2 separate regions of the Homo sapiens genome follow, and region 1 is linked to region 2. Evidence: read pairs that join two places in POLR2A ChIA-PET (ENCODE). Cell type or tissue: MCF 10A. All regions are shown on one strand. Links, peaks and the distances in the headings refer to the core of each region. The heading gives the core; the rest is flanking DNA. Region 1 has its middle 190 kb from the start of NABP1. Region 2 has its middle 22 kb from the start of STAT4.

Evidence for each region. Peaks named below come from ENCODE experiments on the same cell type or tissue, not always from the same donor. Only the 100,000 strongest peaks of a DNase experiment are listed, where the experiment ranks them.
Region 1: POLR2A ChIA-PET joins it to region 2 with 29 read pairs; 3 of 35 experiments call an interaction of 5 or more read pairs at or near these places.

Annotation. Positions count from the first base shown.
Region 1 is chr2:191,482,292-191,491,731 of GRCh38, forward strand. No RefSeq gene overlaps it. Among named protein-coding and RNA genes, the nearest start is that of NABP1, 190 kb to the right of the region's middle. In MCF 10A, for the core only: no CTCF peak of the experiment used is centred there; DNase peaks (open chromatin) are centred at 4,810 and 6,080.
Region 2 is chr2:191,168,139-191,177,578 of GRCh38, forward strand. It overlaps the pseudogene HMGB1P27. Among named protein-coding and RNA genes, the nearest start is that of STAT4, 22 kb to the left of the region's middle. In MCF 10A, for the core only: no CTCF peak of the experiment used is centred there; a DNase peak (open chromatin) is centred at 3,833.

The sequences.
Region 1 (9,440 bases), core at 3,834-6,333, 320 kb after region 2:
ATTCAGGCCCTTTGGCAGGGATAGTTTTAAGTTTTTTTAAATAATCCCAAGAAGGCTCTCTTTAGCTGTCTCTTTCCTTGGTGAGCTAGGTGGTCTATTGTTTAGCTTGTTGCTCTATATTGAAAAGAGCTATTGTTTTCAAGAGCACCCTAAGCCTTGAACTTGCCTATATTTTGTTTCATTTAAAGTCCAGTTCTTTGGGAAGAGCTATAGGGCCTCATTTTCTTATGGACTTCCTCTTTCCCTGGTCAAAATCTCTAAGCAAATATTCTGGGTGCTGGGTGGGGCAACAGCCTCTGATCTTCCTGGCTTGCATGTTCCAGGATAGAACACCCATATTCCCTATGAGTGAGCTGAATTGAGAGTAATCAGGTCTCAGTATTCCTGGCCTTCCATGCTTGAGATAGAGCCTCTGTCCTGTGAGTGAGTGACAGAAAACAGTCCCCAGTGTCTCAACTGCACTCATCAGGAATTTAGTTTCTTTAATCCAGGGTAAGAAGAGATAAGAAATGCTGGTGGCCTTTCTTTCCTGGTGAGATATGGCAGCCCTGATGGGGAGCTGAGGGGAGAGGGAGCTCCATCTTCTTGGCCACACCTTCCAGAGGAAAGCTTTCATCAACTGAGCTACAAGAGGAAAGATGGGGAGAAGGAGTATAATGCTGGTTGTGAGAGGGAGTTGGCTATGCTTCAAATTGAGGGAAAAGAGAGAAAGGAACAAGTTAGGCAGATACCTAGGACAAGTCCATGGTAGAATTCCATTTTTTCTGACGAAAGAACAGCCTGAAAGATCAGGCTGCAAGCATAGATAAGGAGGCAAGGTCTACCATAAAGATGCCTTCTGTGTAACCAGCAAGGGTCATGTATACGTGGTAGGCTTCAGTGAGTACATTCCTTTCCTTTTTTGGATATACTTAGATAAGGGAGTTTGCACAGGGGTGCAGGGAGGTTTGCTTGAAACATGACTAAGAGGAGTAACACAGAACCAGGCACATCTGCAATTGAGAATTCTACCCCCTTACACATGCACAGTAGTGGAGTGACCTAAGCTAAGAGTCTACATATGCACTAAAAGGACAGGGAGGAGCTTTCAGGAATTTGCGCCTGATGTAAATGAAACACTAGTCCTAACTGGTTTTTTGCACCTTATGTAAATGAAATATCTTGCCCTACAATCCTGTTTATAAAAGCCCTTGTATTTGACTGTAGAACAGTAATCCTCGTTTTGGTCCCCTCTTCGCTGCGGAGAGTTTTCTCCTTTTGCCTTGTTAAACTTTAGCTCCAACCTCACCCTTGCGTCCTCACTCCTTAATTTTCTTGGTCATGAGACAAAGAACTCTGGGTCCTACTTCAAACAACAAAACTGAAACATTGTGGGGCATTGGCAGAGCTACTACAAAATGTCATAGAATCTCTATGTTCTTGAAATTAAATTTTAGTAGGTTTTCCTAAATATTTCTTCATTTGCTATAGCTTATAGGACAACTTCCAGAGATTTTAAATGTTGTCGTTTTTAAATAGTTTCCTCCAATTTTGCTTGTTTCTTTGGGGAGTGAGTCTATGGCACTCCTCATGCTGCCATACTGAAGTCATGGGCCACATTCACATTGTAGGCATAGTAGATTTGTATGTTGATAATTGTAAATGCTTTATGGTAGATGGCCTTGAGATGGCTTATTCTAACAAACACTGTATGTTCCAATAATTTTCCATCAAATGGAAGTCAAGTATCTTGAGGAAAGCTGTGTCTTTTTCTAATTTGCACAAAACCTCCCTTGGGTCAAGTCTTGGCCCTGGTGGTGAAGGTTAGGGGGATGGGAATGTAACACTGGTTAGAGGTGGCGGTAGGCATGGCCATAAGTCAGTGGTAGGGCTGCTATGTTTGGTTGTGCAGTTGTGAAACTATAGGGTCATCATAGATTTATATTTATTATTACAATTATGCTGAATGTCTCCTGTTTACTCCTCCTGATCCACTTCTACACTTCTCTACCCTTCTTTGTTTCTCAAGAACTTGCCCTGTATGAACTGTCTCCATGGGCTATCTTGCTCTCTGACTTCTGGTTGGATTCAGAGAAGATGAGAGGGCAAAAGAAATTTGAGGTGGGAGTATTTCTCCCCCTAATTCTCTCTTTGCTGGGTCACCATGGTTTGGCCACATGCCTCTACTTAATGTCATAGTTCTCGTCAAACAGCCCTTTTCTTACAGTTACCTTTCTCTGGATTGTGGTGACTGTGCCCTGCCCTTGAATCTTCATGCCTAGTGGGTGATAATGGTTTCCAACTGTTACAAGTCCTGAGGTACTATACCCCCATTATTTCTTTCTCTAAATCCTGCCCATAGCTTTGTAAGTAGTTCTTTTATTAAACTGTCCTTAAATTACCCAACTTAACATCATCTGTTTCCTGATGAGACCCTGGCTGATAGCAACAACTCTGCTGCAGATGGCAGTCAAATATCTTGAGGACAAGATGCCTTTTTCTGCCTTGCACTTGAACTAGCCATCCTGGGAGTGGTGGAGGGAGGTTGTAGAATAGTGGTGGTGATGGTTGGGGATGGTAGAGCTAATAAAATGGTTTTGAATGCCAGAATAAGACTAAGATGTACAATAGGCAAGACAGAGTGATGCACATGTGGACAACACTCTTTGAGAAAGATTACTCTGGCAGCTTTGTGAAAAACAGACTGGGTTAAGGATGGCTTACGAAAAAAAGGCCAACTGGGAAACTGCTGCTGTATCCTTAGAACAAAGAGTAAGGGCCTAAACTAGCAAAGGAGCCCTGGGAGAGAAAGGAAGTATTGGAAAGACTCAGTACAAGGAAGAAGCATAACTTCCTGGCAGCTTATTTTGGGAATAGCAGGAAAGGCAAAGAACAAGAATAACACATTATGATAGTACATGTTGCCAAACTAGAGAGTGGAGGAAGATGATAGAAATACTAGTAATGAGGATAATTAATTGCAGCTTATATTTATCAAATGTTTCCTGAATTATGACATCAGAGTTCTAAGAGCTTCACAAATATTAACTCACTTAATCTTCCCTTTGATTTTGTGACGTAGATCTCAACATTTTACCAATGAGGAAACAGGCACAAAAAGCTCCAGTTACTTACCTAGAGTCACCTGTGATGTAAGTTAGTGAGTAATTGAGCTGAGGTTCACTCCCCAGAGCCTGAACCCTTCTGCTTCTCAAGATATAAAAGATATGGCTCAAGGGCCAGGGAACAGTTGTCCCCAGATCAACTTTCCAAATTTATCTTTACCCCAGGTGCCCACCACTATGATCATAATTAACTTCTTGCTATTTCCACACTTACTACATCCTTTTCCTTCTCTTACTGAAATAGCCTCAGCTTGCTTGCCCACCTCATAGTAATAATAATAGCCAGCATTTATTGAGCATTAATTATGGGCTGTCACAGTTTTATGTGCTTGATGTGTATGCACTAATTAATCTTCATGACAACATTATAAGATGGGTATTACTAGTAGTAATAGTAGTATTCTCATCCATTAGAAGGCAAGCTATAGGGAAAAGGAATATTTATCTGTTTTATTCACCATAATGCTGTGTGGTATATTGTAATGGTCAGCAAAGATTTTTCAAATGAATGAACTTTACAGATGTGGAAACTGAGGCACAGTTGGCCTAAAATGACACAATTAATAAAGAGTAGGGCCCTGCTTGGGCCAGACTCTGGCTTCATAGCCTGTGTAGTATCACTAACTCATACCAACTCAGCCCTTAACACCAGCACAAATGTCACCTCTCCTGGGAAATTGGAAGGAAAATGGATACTCTGAGAAAACCTTCCCACTCCTCTCCATTTCCCTTGGGATGTCTTGGATGAAGACATCTTTAATATCTTGCTGTGTCTTTAAATCCCATACAGCACCCTTGTGGTTTTCCTCACTTCTCTTTGGCCCTCACTCTCATTCTTTTTGGTGCTTCGATCCTCTCAGGCACTAATTTTGGATTCCCAGGATCATGCTCCCACCCTCAGCCTTGCCCTTTATCTCCCTTGGCCAAATTTTAGTAATAACGCTGTCCATGCAGCCACTTCCCTCCATTCCCCGGGGCCCATTGTGCTTGCTCTGCAGAAGATACCACTTGGGTTTCCATTTCTATCCAATCCCCAAAGCTCTTTTTATAGTCTGCAAATTGTGTTGCTTCTTCTCGGGCTTTGAAATTAGGGAGTGTAGGCTGACCTGGTTCTAGTACTTTGAAAGTAGGGCTGGCACCACCTCCTTGATTTATCATGTGGTAGCAACAGGGAGGGGACCATCAGTGAATACTTATTAGACATCTAGTAGTACAGCAAGGAGCTAAGGTGAGCATACCTGTGGGGGTGAAGGACTGCCCTTAGAGGTTTGCTGATATTGCAAAGCCTTGTTGCTTTGAACCCATACCTTAACATTTAGCAAAGGGAAAATGCCAAAAGGACAAGTAGCCTCAGCAGACTTCCCAGATAAAAGTAGATTGTATCAATGACTGTATTCTGTTCAGCACTGCATTCACTAGACTTAATGGACCATGAGGAGCTCTGGATCCAACAACTGATAATAATAGCTAAAATCAAAAATCTAGATGTTTCCAGTTGGAGAATTAGGAATTCATTTCTAGAGCCATGAGCTTATGAGGAAATACTATGTGATATTTCATAAATCACATATACTATTTTCTCTTTGGGAAGAAACCAGTTCCTAGGAAGCTAGGTATGGAAGGCAAATTGCCTTTCAAGGTCTCGTGTCAATTCCTGGCTTTAATGGGCTTGTGACTCATAACCACAGAGACTTCAGTCTAGGCCCACGCAGCAGCTTGGAGCTGGGAATGGAGGTTATTACTGCAGATGACTAAACAGCATCCAGCTGAGGTAGCAGAATCTGGTGCTGCTAATGAGAAAAGATGACTACTGCCTTTTCTTTTCCACATACCAGAGGTTTTCTCTGGTGGAGTTTCATTTTCTGCATGAAATGGCAGACTCGCCTCCCCAGACATAAAGTTGCCACAGATGTAGAATTATATAATGTTCAAACTAGAAAGTTCCCTAGAAATCATCTCCTCCATCTTCTCAACTTGTATATAGGGAAACTGAGGCAGAGAGACCAGGTAACACTTGATTTTACATAATTTCCTAATTAAGGCCTGGATTGTGTTTCTGAATCCAGCGTTTTTGCCATGGAAGCTACAAGAGTGTCTCCATGGGCCTTCTGGTAGTCTGAAGTAGCGTAATTGGAGAGGACAGAATATTATTTTGTGATTGACACTGTATTGACACTCCTTTTGAGGTTTGCCACATTCTGATAACCATAGCTACTGGGAAAGACAATGTCTTCATGCCATTTTGGATAAAAATAGGTGGTCAAAGACCAGTGAGCTGAGGAGCCTGTGGAGCTGTATAGAGCTTAGGCTTGACTGGTCATGTTGGTCAGAGGGGCTTCACACATATTTCATGTTTTCAGTCTGCCAAGTACTCTGTGTGGCAGATTGTGCTGTCAAAGTATCTAAGCTGGGGACTGTTTTCCAAAGTCCTTTTTCTTGCAGGAGTCAGGTTAGAGATGGCCAGAATGGAATTTGCATGAGATTTGAAAGGCAAAAGAGAGGCAGTGGCTGTTCCTTTCTGAAAATCTTTTCAGGGTCATATGTGGTGACAGACAGACAAAACTTGTCCAAACTCCCCTCTGTGTCCAGTTCTTCCAGACTGCTGGCCCTGCTGAACAATAGCAGCTCCAAGCCCACTAGATATTGGGCTGTACCACTAGATATTGTAGGCCAGTATCTAGTGGCAGGCTGGGAGCTGCTGATACAATGATTTGTAACCTCACCATGAATCCCTGCTTCACTGTCCTACTTTAGTCACGAATGTAACTAACTCCTCTTTGTGACTGGTTCATGACTCCCTCATTCTCCAACTCATCCTTACACACCTGTACTTGCTCAGCTCCTCTCACACGTGTGAAAAGTCTAATTCCTTTAAGAAGTCCTTTATCCTGCAGCACCTTAAGTGACCCTGCTCACCTAAGTGACCCCTGATGATTCATGCTGGATCTCCAGGAATGGCGAGCCCGGGGCAGTCCAATTCACTTGCCTCTCCCTGCATTTGGCAATTCACACGAAACCGATGTGGCAAAGGAGGAACCAGGAAGTGTTCTGTCTATGTGCAGGCAATATGTGTTGTCAGCACTTCCCTGGAAGATTCCTCAGTTGAACAAAGAATGTTTCCGACTCTGACAGCAAAGGGCAGTCAAGGGGGCTGGGGAAAACCTGAGAGCGGTGTATTCTAGCGGGCCTGCCCACCAGGACAATGCTTCCGTCATCCCAAAGCCTTTCCTAAGCCTTTGCAATGCCCCTCCACCTGAAGTCCTCTTCCACTCCTCATCTCCCACAAAAGAACTGAGCTGTACCATAAGATTTTTGGTACCTTTCTGTCTAATTGATCTGCATAGCTGAAGACTGGCTTCCTTAATATATTTTACAGTTCCTATTTCCAGTCCCTTCTGGGACCAGATAAGTTGTGAAAATCAATCTTGAAAGGACTATGATTAACTGAACTTTTTTAACCCCTATAAAATATATGATTTGTAGCTTCTCACATTATTATTTCCCACCCCGCCCCCCACCCCCACATCATTTAAAAACATGAACTGACAGTGGTAAAAAGTTAGAATATCATTTGAACGAACTTTCCAATGCCCAAGGCAAAAAAGCCCCCAGATTCGAGCTGAACTCTAAATGGTTGAGGAAGGATACAACTACATCTGACAGCTGGAACATCACTTTTTTTTTTTTTTAAATAAAAATTTCCCTCTTTTCTTCTTTTTGGGCAATGCAAATTTTCCTTTTAAATTGTGCATTGATTTTTATGTTTTTGAATAGCGAAGTCAGCAGTTCCCAAGAACCCTGATATGATATGCAGGCTGTTAAACAGATGTTACAGCAAGAAAAAATCTCTGGTCAAATAAAGTGTGGGAAATACTGGCTTTGTTCAAAAAAAGAGTTACAGAGTGGCGCCTTGTCTCAGGAGCTTTGCTAGGCACTGAACAAAATACAGCTAGTCCCAGTCCACATGAGGCTCACAGTCTACTAGAACACAGCTAAGCAAGCTTCCTTACTGCAAGATTCCTGAGAGTATCTAATATACTGATGTGAATTGTGAATACCAAGGGGAAACGCTGTGCCACATTTTCCAAACTGATTTATTTGCCAAGCTTCTTCTCTCTCTTTTCAAGCTTACAAGTAGGACAAGTTATTCTTAGGGTATCTGTTTATGAAAAGCTGACCTAAATCAAATAAAATCCTGAACCTAACTAATTTATAAGAAAGCATTTCTAAAGAGCAGCGTTAGAACTCTTGTCTGAGTTGAATCTTACATCATTTTAAAAAATGCAATAAAAGACGCCATTCATTTTACATAAAATGAGCTAAGAGCAGTGACATATTTGTTAGAAATCTATGCAATTAGCAATCTATGCAAAGACGGATTTTTATCTTCTTGTAACTAAGTGGGACAAATGCTTAATGTATCTGCTGTAGTGTTGACAATTCACAAAGCTGTAAAATAATGAGATAATTCTTGAATTAGGGCTGTGTTTATGCTTTTCTACATTCTAGCATGAAAGGTTGATTAATTACAACTTGATAGTATGCAGTACAGGAAAACATCTGAGTTTCTGGATTGTTTTTTGGGAATGATAATCCAAGTGTTTGCCTATGTCTATTCAAGGATTATCATCTCTGGTAGCTTTGAAAAAAAGGGGAGCTTGTCCCATTTCTACCCCAGGGTCAGTCCAAACCTGCCCACTTCTCTGGTGTCCCCTGCCTTTGCCTCTAACTCATACCCCCACTCACCTGAGTCCTGGGACCCCCGTAGATTCTGGTATCTTTCCTTAATAGCATGCAGCTATTATTACCATCCTCAGCAGAGTGGCAATACAGGAAACGCTGCCATGTTCAATTTCATTCAGATCCTTAGGCCAGGCATGATGGCTCAGGCCTGTAATCCCAGCACTTTGGGAGACGGAGGTGGGCAGATCACCTGAGGTCAGGAGTTGAAGACCAGCCTAACCAACATGGCAAAACCCCATCTCTACTAAAAATACAAAAACTTAGCCAGGCTTGGTGGTGGGCTCCTGTGGTCCCAGGTACTCAGGAGGCTGAGGCAGGAGAATTGCTTGAACCCAGGAGGCAGAGGTTGCAGTGAGCTGAGATCACACTATTGCACTCCCGCCTGGGCGACAAAGCGAGACTCTGTCTCAAAAAAAAAAAAAATCAGCCAGGTGTGGTGGCTCATGCCTGTAATCTCAGCACTTTGGGAGGCCAAGACAGGTGGATCGTGAGGTCAAGAGATCGAGACAATCCTGCCTAACATGGTGAAACCCCATCTCTACTAAAAATACAAAAAAATTAGCCAGGCGTGGTGGCGGGCGCCTGTAGTCCCAGCTACTTGGGAGGCTGAGGCAGGAGAATGGCGTGAAACCGGGAGATGGAGCTTGCAGTGAGCCTAGGTCGCACCACTGCATTCCAGCCTGGGTGACAGAGTGAGACTCCGTCTCAAAAAAAAAAAAAAAAAGAAAAAATTCATTCAGATCCTGTCAAATCTTGGATTTCCCACTATGCTCTCTGGGGTAAAAGACACTTTTTTTATTTTTTAATTTTTCTTAAGGATTAGGGTAACCAAGGATGGAAATGAAATTTAGTTATTACTCTCTTAAAATTTCTTAGTCATTTCTTCATGGAGAACATCTAATCTCCTCAAAGTCCTGGATTACCTGTGTCGTCATTGTCCTCTTCCTCCTCTTCTTTTTCTTCCTCTCTCTCTCTCTCTTCCTCTCTCTCTCTGTCCCTCTGCCACTCTTTCTTTTTAAAGTCAGGCATATTGGAGGATAATTTATATATGGTTAAAATTCACTTTTTAGTGTACAGCAGCTTTATGAATTTTGACAAAAGCTCCATTTGTATAACCATCACTGCAATCAAGACATAGAATATTTGTTACCGCTCCTGCTGCCCCCCTCAAATTCCCTTGTGCTCCTTTCTAGCAGCACTTATCTTATCCCCAGCCCTTACCTACCCCGATCTGTTTTCCATCCCTAATATTTGCCTTTTTGAGAATTTAATAAAAACATTATTTTTAACCCATAAAAAAGGAGTTAACAAGGAATCATGTATTACGTAGTTTTATTTCCTAAGCATAATGAATTTGAGACTCCTGTCATGTTGCACACATTGGTGATTTGTTCATTCTTATTGCTGAACAGTATTTTATTGTAGGACTATATCACAGTTGTTTTTTAAAAATCCATGTGCCAGTTGAAAGACATTTGAGCTGTTTTTTATTTTTGGTATTTATGAATAAAACCACTATAAACATATGTATACTAATTTTCATGTGAATGTAAGTCTTCATTTCTCTTGGATAAATAACTAGGAATGAAATTG
Region 2 (9,440 bases), core at 2,700-5,199:
ATCTAACAATTTAATCTATTGACAAAGGATAGGTAAATTGTATCTGTGGATTAGAGCTGGGACCAGAGGTATCTGGGAGCACAGATACAGAGCTAAGCCTAAGAAACCATGGCAAGACTGGAGTCTCAAAGCAGGAACAAAGGAGGTAGAGGTCAGAGATGGGGACAGACCTGGAACCAGGGGCCTAATGCCCAGATAATAAGATGATGTAGGGGTCAGGCGCGGTGGCTCAAACCTGTAATCCCAGCACTTTGGGAGGCCAAGGCAGGTGGATCACTTGCAGCCAGGGGTTCGAGACCAGCCTGGCCAACATGGTAAAACCCCGTGTCTACCAAAAAAAATTTTTTAAAAATTAGCCTGGTGTGATGGTGCTCACCTGTAATTCCAGCTACTGGGGAGGCTGAGGCAGGAGAATCGCTTGAACCTGGGAGGTGGAGGTTGCAGTGAGCCGAGATCATGCCACTGCACTACAGCCTGGGCAACAGAGTAAGGCTCCATCTCAAAAAAAAAATATATCATCTAGGATTTTGTGCCATTTTCTGTTCCTTAAAAAATTGAATTTCCAGGCATGAGCCTGTGAAGATTGTTTAATTCCTTTGAGAACCTGAGCCCATCATTCAAAGAACTGTCACTCAGTGACAGTATCATTTCTTCATTCTTTATTCATTCATTCACTCATTCACCAAATACATATCAAATGCCTTATTTTTGTAAGGTAATTTACTAGGAGTAAATAAAATAAAAATGATGGACATTAGTTTGTTATCTCCCGAGTCATAATAGAAGAGTTGAAAAACATTTTGATCATTATCTAATCACAACTGCCTTTTCTATTAAAAAAAATTATCAAAAGAATAACAGTTAAGATGTAACTAAGTCCCGACTACTTTGAAGATTTGGTATAAATTAGGAAAAAAATTCAAATAAAATTTAATGTTTTAAAACAGCCCTTTTACTAAAGACTTGGCTTCTTTTTTGGCTTTTTAAAAAACTTACAGTTGCAGCCTTGATTAAAGACCTCAGGTTTCCTAAAGTACTTTTAAACTCATTGCTTTATATAGTTTCAATATATTGCTGCTAATCAGTGCCCTGTTCTTACCAACTAAAGGTGCTATCTTTTATCTGCAACTTCGTTTGTGTCATGTCCAGAAGCAAAAGCAAACATAAAACAAAACATATGGAGGAAAAATGATTTCAGTCTTTTCACTGTTCACTTCTATTTTTTACTCTTCTTATAAATCAGTAAAATGTTACTCTTGAACTACCATCACACCCACTTACTGTGGTTTTCCATTGTTGTATAGGATTTTAAAAAATAACTCATTAAATAAGCTTCATTTGAAGATCTCTGACAAGCTTGCTTTTCACTTATGAACCTAATGTAAAACATCCAATTTAGATACATTTTAAGCAGTTACTAAATAATTCCCTTACAGCTATATAGGGGTGCCTATAAGATGAGTCAATGGGTGGTTTATTTAGTCATCTATTTATTCAGCAAGTTATAGAGTGCCAACATTGAACAATGAGCCATCATAGGTTAAAATCAGGTAAAATACCAGCTTGTGCAAGAGGTGTGCCTGCCATCACATTTGAACCCAATTGCTGGAAGAGACAAGTCACAGTATGGAACATAAATACCTCAATACAAGGTAATTTATGAATCATATTAGGTAATTTGAACAAACTAAGAAAGACTGAGTGAAGAAGATGGACCCTAAAAGAACGGTTAGGATTTTTGATAAGGACTAGAGGAATATATAAGTGAAGAGAAAGACATAAGTACGGGCTGAATAGGCAGGGAAACCCAGTGTGTATTCAGGGAAGGTCAAACAGAACATATTGGCAGGAGCAGAAGCTTCATACTGGAAAATAGAAGCAGGTAAAGCTGGTGATGCGTGGAAGTGCTGTGGTGTTTTAAATGCGAGGTGCCTGAGTTTGAAGTATTTCTACGATTCAATTGCCACTCCCTTGTCATTCTTAGCCACTCCAGCCTATCCTCAAGCTGCTGCCAACATGATTCCTCTAAAAGATAAAGTTAACACATAACTCCTCTGTTGAGGATTTCTCAGTGGATTTTAGAAGGGTATGGGTCCCTAAGCCCACTCAAGTATGGGGGTCTATGAGACTGTTCAGAACTGAGCACCAAGACACAGGTTCCCTCTGGCTGAGCTCAGCTTGGAGGGTCACCACTGGCCCTGCCTGGTCTCATAGGGAGCTGGATAAACAAGAGCCCTCTTTGATCCAAGCAATGGTCTCAGACAGAGGTGAAATTGCACCTGGCAACCCATTATGCGATGGCAAATAATGGCAAACAGGCTGAGAGATCTCTGGGTTCTGATTAAATTCCAGGACACTTACACAGTGGAATTTGATGTTACTGGCTTACTAAACTCAAACAAACTTTCAAATTCACTGTGTAAATGCATTTAATTTCAGCAAAACAGCATCCATTATCTTAAGTTTACATTCAAATATTATAGATTATATTTTTGTTTTAATTTTATTTTAAAAATTAGTGCTGTGTATGGTGGAAAGTAGGAATATAGATATAGATATCATACGGCATTATCTAATTTAGTTTTAAAATGATCCCTGCAGCGTAGTTATTATTATCCCATATTATAGATGAGGAAATTGAGGGTTAGAGGGTTCAATAACTTATGCAAATTCAAACAGCAATTAAGTAGCAAATTAGGGATTTTAAACCAGTTCTATTCAATGCCACTTCTTCTGCACATGCACATTCAGATGTCATCTTCAGAGACATCAAAGTAGAATTTGTAAATGACAGAAGCTGAGAAGTGCAAGGACCCAGACTCATCTACAATATCTACTTCCTGGCCGTGACTCATCAGAGGAAAACTACGAATTATGGTTTTACTAAATCAAGGAGTTATATTCGATGACTTTTCAAATCTTCTCTCATCCCCTTGAGTCTATGATCCCTTATCAAATTTCTACTGCTCCCTAAACATTTCAGATTTCAAGAGCTCAGTTGAATCAATGAGGAACTCTTACCCATATTGAAGGAAATGTCTTTTATAGTGATATGTTCCTGTTTCCCTAAAACACCACGAGCAAACTTCAAATACCATTCCAACTTTTGCCCTTTTTTTTTTGTCCACACCTCTTTCAAAAATAAGTAACAGCATTAACAAAAACCAACAAAATTTGGCCCTAGCCCATCTGAAGTATCAGCCAGATTTGCATTTAGTTCCCCAGACCAAAGTAGGAGAAGCAGTTAGCTGGTTACAAGCCCTTCACAGTGCTAAAGAACAATGAATGGAGGGCTTCAAAATCAAAACCATACGTTTGGTAGGAAACAGCTCCAACTGGTGCTTGATTACTAACTAGGCGTTCTGCTTCTAACATGATTAGGACAAACACAGAAAACCCTGTAGGGTTTGAACTGATGGACTGATGTTTCCCTCCCAGGAAGAAAAAGAGCAGTATCCAATGGCATTGAATCACTGTGATTCTGGATACCTTCAAAAGCCAGGGCTTTGAGGGGGTTCTCATTTCTATGCCACACAGTGAGCCCTTCTCTTTCTCAGGAATCCTCTCCAGAGAGAGAGGCTTTGTGTAGAATTTTCCTGAATGCAATGAATGTCAGCACATTCCCAGCTAGAATGTGCATTCTATTCTTATCAAGTGAAACTGACCTCCCTGCCCCAGCATGCTCTCCTTGTTCAACATGATGATTAATTTCAATGATGCAGGTTTCTAGATGAATTGCACTAGAATTTGCATCCACTCCAGATGGCAAATATGTACCTCTGGAATCTCCTCACCCTTAGGAAAGAGGTCATGTGCTAGCTTGCAAGAATGAGGATTTTTAAAATAGTTGGCTTACAATCAAATCTGTGTCCCACAAAATGCTCTGTCCAGACTAGCCTCTCTCCTTTTAGTTGGCAGCGATCCTCTCCTTCCTACTCATTTTCCATCTGATACCATGTGACTCAAGTAGGAGTCACAACCAAAATGAATTTTTTTTACTGCAAAATTCAAGATTTTACAGTATTTTTTCAGCCAATGGAAGCAACCAGGATTCATAAGAGTCTGCAAGTTGATGTTCAATAGGCCCCTGAATCATGCTTATTCACAGATTTCCAAGTTAATTGCCCTGATACATGCTACTGAGCTTCTTCTAGTGAACAAAAATCTTACTCCATTAGTCATCACTGTCAAAAGGAATACAGTACGCAAAATAAAAGCTGGTCCTCTTTTTGTGTGCATTTCTGCATCAGAGTGATTGTTTCAACATTGATTAAATACAGATTTCCCCCCAAAGCTTTGTTGGAAGCGCTAAGTGGTTCAGGTGATGGAAAGTGAGTTAATTCATGTGCTCCCCTAAGTATTTTTTATTGAGGCATTTTCTTAGGATTCAAAGCAAAAAGGAAGGAAATTGCTCTTATGTGTATCAAGGAAGTCCAAATACTCACATGGACAAATAGCTGCCCCACTTCATTCGCCCTTCTTTGCATCCCAGAACTGTCACCTCCAGGAGCCTCTGCTGAGGTTACCATGGAGCTGTGGGGAAAATTTTGTTTGGAGCTTTCAGAGGATCTGTGGGGATAAACGTGGATGAAGACAAAAACCTGAAAATCTAGGGGCTGGCTCTGGGTTGGGGCAGAATCATAAGAGCTGGCCCACCCACCCAGCAGTGTCCTGGCTCCCTCATTACCTGAAATTCCACAAATTTAGTTCAAGACAACGCACATTTGCTGTGTCCTGGGAATTCTGAGATAACTAAAAAAAAAGCTCACGGTATAATGGGAAAGGTAGGAACTTTGTTATAAGATAACTCTGCCTGAAAGAGGTGAAAAGGCATTACTGAGGTATTTTTGAGCCAGATTTTGAAGGCAGGATGGAAGATTGCCAAATGCAGAAGAGAAAGCCAAGGGAATCCCATTTACAAAGGTCAGGGCCTGATTTGCTGTGGCAGAAGAATGGGATCTGGAGGAACCTAGCACTCACAGGAGAGGAGATGAGGCAGGTTTCGCCAGGCCCGAAGACGTGGCCACCAAAGTGTAAGATAGTGTGATCTGCAACAGTGCTGGAAATAGACTGGGGTAGGGAGAGACCAGTTGTGAGGTTTTTGCCATAGTCCCAGCAAGTACTTATGAAGATCTGGACGGCAGTGACAGCAGGACTTAAAAAAAAAAAAAATCACATCTTAGAAATTTTTTTTTCTTTTTTTTTTTGAGATGGAGTCTCTGTCTCACAGGCTGGAGTGCAGTGGCTCAATCTCACTGCAACCTCTGCTTCCTGCCAGAGTGGCTCACTGCAATCTCTGCCTCCTGCCAGGTTCAAGCTATTCTCCTGCCTCAGCCTCCTGAGTAGCTGGAATTATAGGTGCTTGCCACCACGCCCAGCTAATTTTTTGTGTTTTTAGTAGCGATGGGGTTTTACCATGTTGGCCAGGCTGGTCTTGAGCTCCTGAACTCAGGTGATCCTCCTGCCTCAGCCTCCCAAAGTGCTGGGATTACAGGCATAAGCCACCGTGCCCAGCCCTTAAAGACATCTTTGGAAGGTAGAATTGACAACATTGGATGTGGGTGATAAGGGAGATGTCTGCAGAGGTTTCTAGTTTGGGGGATTAAGCTGATGGTGGCAGTTCTGAGTGAGGTTTCTATCTACCTCTATCTCTTCATCTGTCTGCTTCTCTCTCGGTCTCTTTCTCTGCCTCTATTTTTTCTATTTCTGTTTTTCTCTGAGACATTCTATACCTGTCTTTTGTCTCTTGCTTTTTTATGTTATCAGCTTCGTTCTACACATCAGTTCCATTCTCCTCTCTATAATGACCAACTTCTTCTGCCCCCTGGTAACTCAAGATGACACATGCCTTTGACTTTCCATAGCTTTCATTCCCTTGAAATTCTCTCACTTCCCATTCCACTGTTCATTATAAAGTTCGTTCCATATTTTTCTGTTCAAATTTCCAATAAAGAGAATCTAATGAGAGGCAGCATCTGGCTCCCACTGTCATGGCTATTGCAGTACATTGAGCTCCATAGAAATAGTGCTGGGGAAAGTGAGAATTGATAAGCACTGGGCCACTCTGTTGGTGGCTAAGGAAAAATTACTAAACATGCGCAAAGGAGATCCTAAGAGGCCATGGGGCAACATGTCATCATATGCATTCTCTGTATAGACTTGCTGGGAGGAAGCACAAGAAGCAGCATCCAGCTCCTTCGGTCAGCTTCTCAGAGTTGTCTCAGGAGTGCTCAGGGAGGTGGAAGGCCATTTCTGCTAAAGAGAAAGGAAAATTTGAAGACATGGCAAAGGCAGACAAAACCTGTTATGAAAGACAAATGAAAACCTAATCCCTCCTAAAGGGGAAACAAAAGAGGAGTTTAAGGAAACCAGTGCACCCAAGAGGCCTCTTTTGGGCTTTTTCTTGTTCTGTTCTGAGTATCACCAAGATCAAAGGAGAATATCCTGGCCTACCCATTGATGACATAGCAAAGAAACTGGGAGAGATGTTAATAACACTGCTGCAGATGGCAAGCAGCCTTATGAAAAGAAGGCTGCTAAGCTGAAGGAAATATGCGAAAAGGATATTGCTGCATACCGAGCTAAAGAAAAGCCTGATACAGCAAAAAAGCGAGCCATGAAGGCTGAAAAAAAGCAAGACAATGAAGGAAGAATAGGAAGATGAGGAAAATGAAGAAATGGTGAAGAAGAAGAAGATGATGTTGAATAAGTTGGTTCTAGCACAGTTTCTTTTCCTTGTCTATAAAGCATTTAACCCTCCCATACAACTCACTCCTTTTAAAGAAAAATAAAACGGAAATGTAAGGCTGTGTAAGGTTTGTTTTTAAACTGTAAAGTGTCTTTTTTGTTTAGTTATACTATCAATTGTGTAGTTAGATAGCCCTCTTCTAGTGGTATTTTCAATAGCCGCTAACCTTGCCTTGTACAGTATGTGGGGTTTAAATGGCATGGAAATTTAAAGTAGATTCTTCTTGGTCCATAGCACAAATTAGTTATATATGGGGATGGTCATTTTTTCATCTTCAGTTGTCTCTGACGCAGCCTATATGAAATAATTGCTGCTCTGTTAACTGAACATCACTCTGTAATTGCAAGAAAAAAAAAAGTTGTAGCTGTTTTGTTGACATTCTGAATGCTTCTGAGTAAATACAATTTTTTAAATTAAAAAACCTTTTTTAAAAAAGGGAATCTAATGAAATCAGCTCTTCTTTCCATGCTACTTCAGAGAGTCATTTACACTGGCTGCTTATCAGAACCACCTGAGGGAGTCTAAAAAAATACCAATGCGTGGAACCATCCTTGACTTAGTGAATCAGAATCTCTGAGGATGGAAAGCTCAGCATCTGTATTGTTTTAAGTTCCAGTGGCAATACTGATGCACAAATCGGACTGAAGCCACTGCCATTAGTGACAGGTCATACATAGGTCATGGTTCCTAGAGAAGACCTTGGGTCAGCCACTCATAACTACTCTGGTCAGTTTCAATCAGAGGTGGGAGATAAGGGGCAGGTAGGGCCACACTGTATGCAACATGGCCAGCCAGGGACCTGCGAGTATCCTGGCCATAAAGGCACCATGAAATGTTTGCTACATTAGTCTTGTGAGGGGTAAAATATTTAAACATAGGTTTACAGTGCTCTGTGATGTGTTTTGTGGACAAACACAGATGAGGGGCCTCTAATCCAGATGCGGAGAGGAAGGGAAGATTTTTTCCCAGGTAGGAGACATCTGAGCTGAACCTTGGGGGAAAGCCAAAGATTAGTCAGGTGAAGAAAAAGAGAAATGAGACCACCGGTGAATGAAACAGCATATCCCAGGCAGAGAGGAGATGTTTGGGCAGCATGGTAGCATGGTATTACAGGTTCACACTTCAAGCATCCTCTGCCACCCTTCTGCAAACTATAGCAAGGCTTCAGAAAATGTCTCAGTTATTTATTCTGGAAGTGATTTAAGTCTCTGCCAGACATTTAAGGGCTACCCAAACCAAAATAAAGTGAACTGTGAGAGGATATTGAGAGATTAGACCAGAGAGGTATGCCGAAGCACAATTGTGAAGTTTGGTGTTCAATATTCTAGAATAGTAGCTGCTATTTATTAGTTATCCACATACCAGGTACTTTATTGCATTATTTCATTTAATCCTCACAGAACCCATAAGGTCAATATTATTGCACTCACATTATACATAAGGAAACAGAAGCTCAAATAGCTTCATTTTACTTGCCACAATCATAAAGCTGGAAAATGCAGAGCTGGAATTTGAACTTAACAGTTAAAGTTCTCAGACTTTAAATTTAGAAAAAGGGGAGAAGGAGAGTTCTGTATTTGAAAATGAAAGAAAAAGATACCAATGTTTATGTGGTTGACGATTTGCATAGTGGGATCATTTCAGTACTCAAATGGTTTAAAGAATTTATAAATACATTTATGCAGGTAAATATTCTGTATCCTTTATTTTAGTTTATTTAAAACATTACAGCAATAAAAAGAACACAATCTAGACAAAACCTGGTGTGGATGCCCAATATGTAAGATAAATGAAAGGGAAGCTGCTCAGTTCAACAGGAGGTGGGAGGTTCATAAAGCATCAACATCACCCCATCTCTCCTCTCAGTCTTTTCAAAATTCAAGGACCCCATGGCTCTCATATATGGCCCCAAATAATTTTTAGACTCATAAACTTTTTTTCATACCACAAGCAAATGGCTCCAGGAAGCAAGCAAATGTTATATGAGGTGACAGAGGTGTTCTTTGCCCTTGTGGAAAATTGTGGCTGTGCAGGAGGGCTCTGGCCACCTATTGAACCCACTCCTGTGCTGTCATGGGTGCTCCTATGACCTAGAGAAGGGCAGAACCGATCATGGACAGGGTTTAGTGTCAGCTGCAAGCCACCTTCATAGAGAGGCCCTGACCTTTAGTCCACAGAAACAAATAAAGAGATTAAACCTTATTTTGGAAGGGAGATTGCCAAGACTGTTTCTGGCAAAGTCTGCCCACAGGAGATGATAAAGTCACCCAGGGATAACGCCCCCTTGCTGGTCCTCTGCTTATTTTAAGGTTCCTTCCAAGGGGCAATAGAAGGCATCATAAAGTGATTCACACCTGTTCAAACACAGATCATTTTAGGGCCAGCACTGACCACTCCTAAATCCCTGCTCATTTAGGGAAGTAGGAAGGATTTTAGCACAGCCCATTCATTATGGCAATATTTGCCCTGGTTTTCCCAGGACTGAAAGGTCTTGGAGGGCATTGAATTTTCAATACTAGATCCAAGAATGTTCCAGGAAAACCAGGACAAATTGGTCATCTTACTACAACCCAACACACCACAAAACTTCAGGGTGTTAACTGATCTATAAAACTTAGGGCCAGACGCTGCCATAGGAGTTCACAGAGTACAAATAATTTTTGTGTATTTTAGATGTGCTCTTTAACAACCA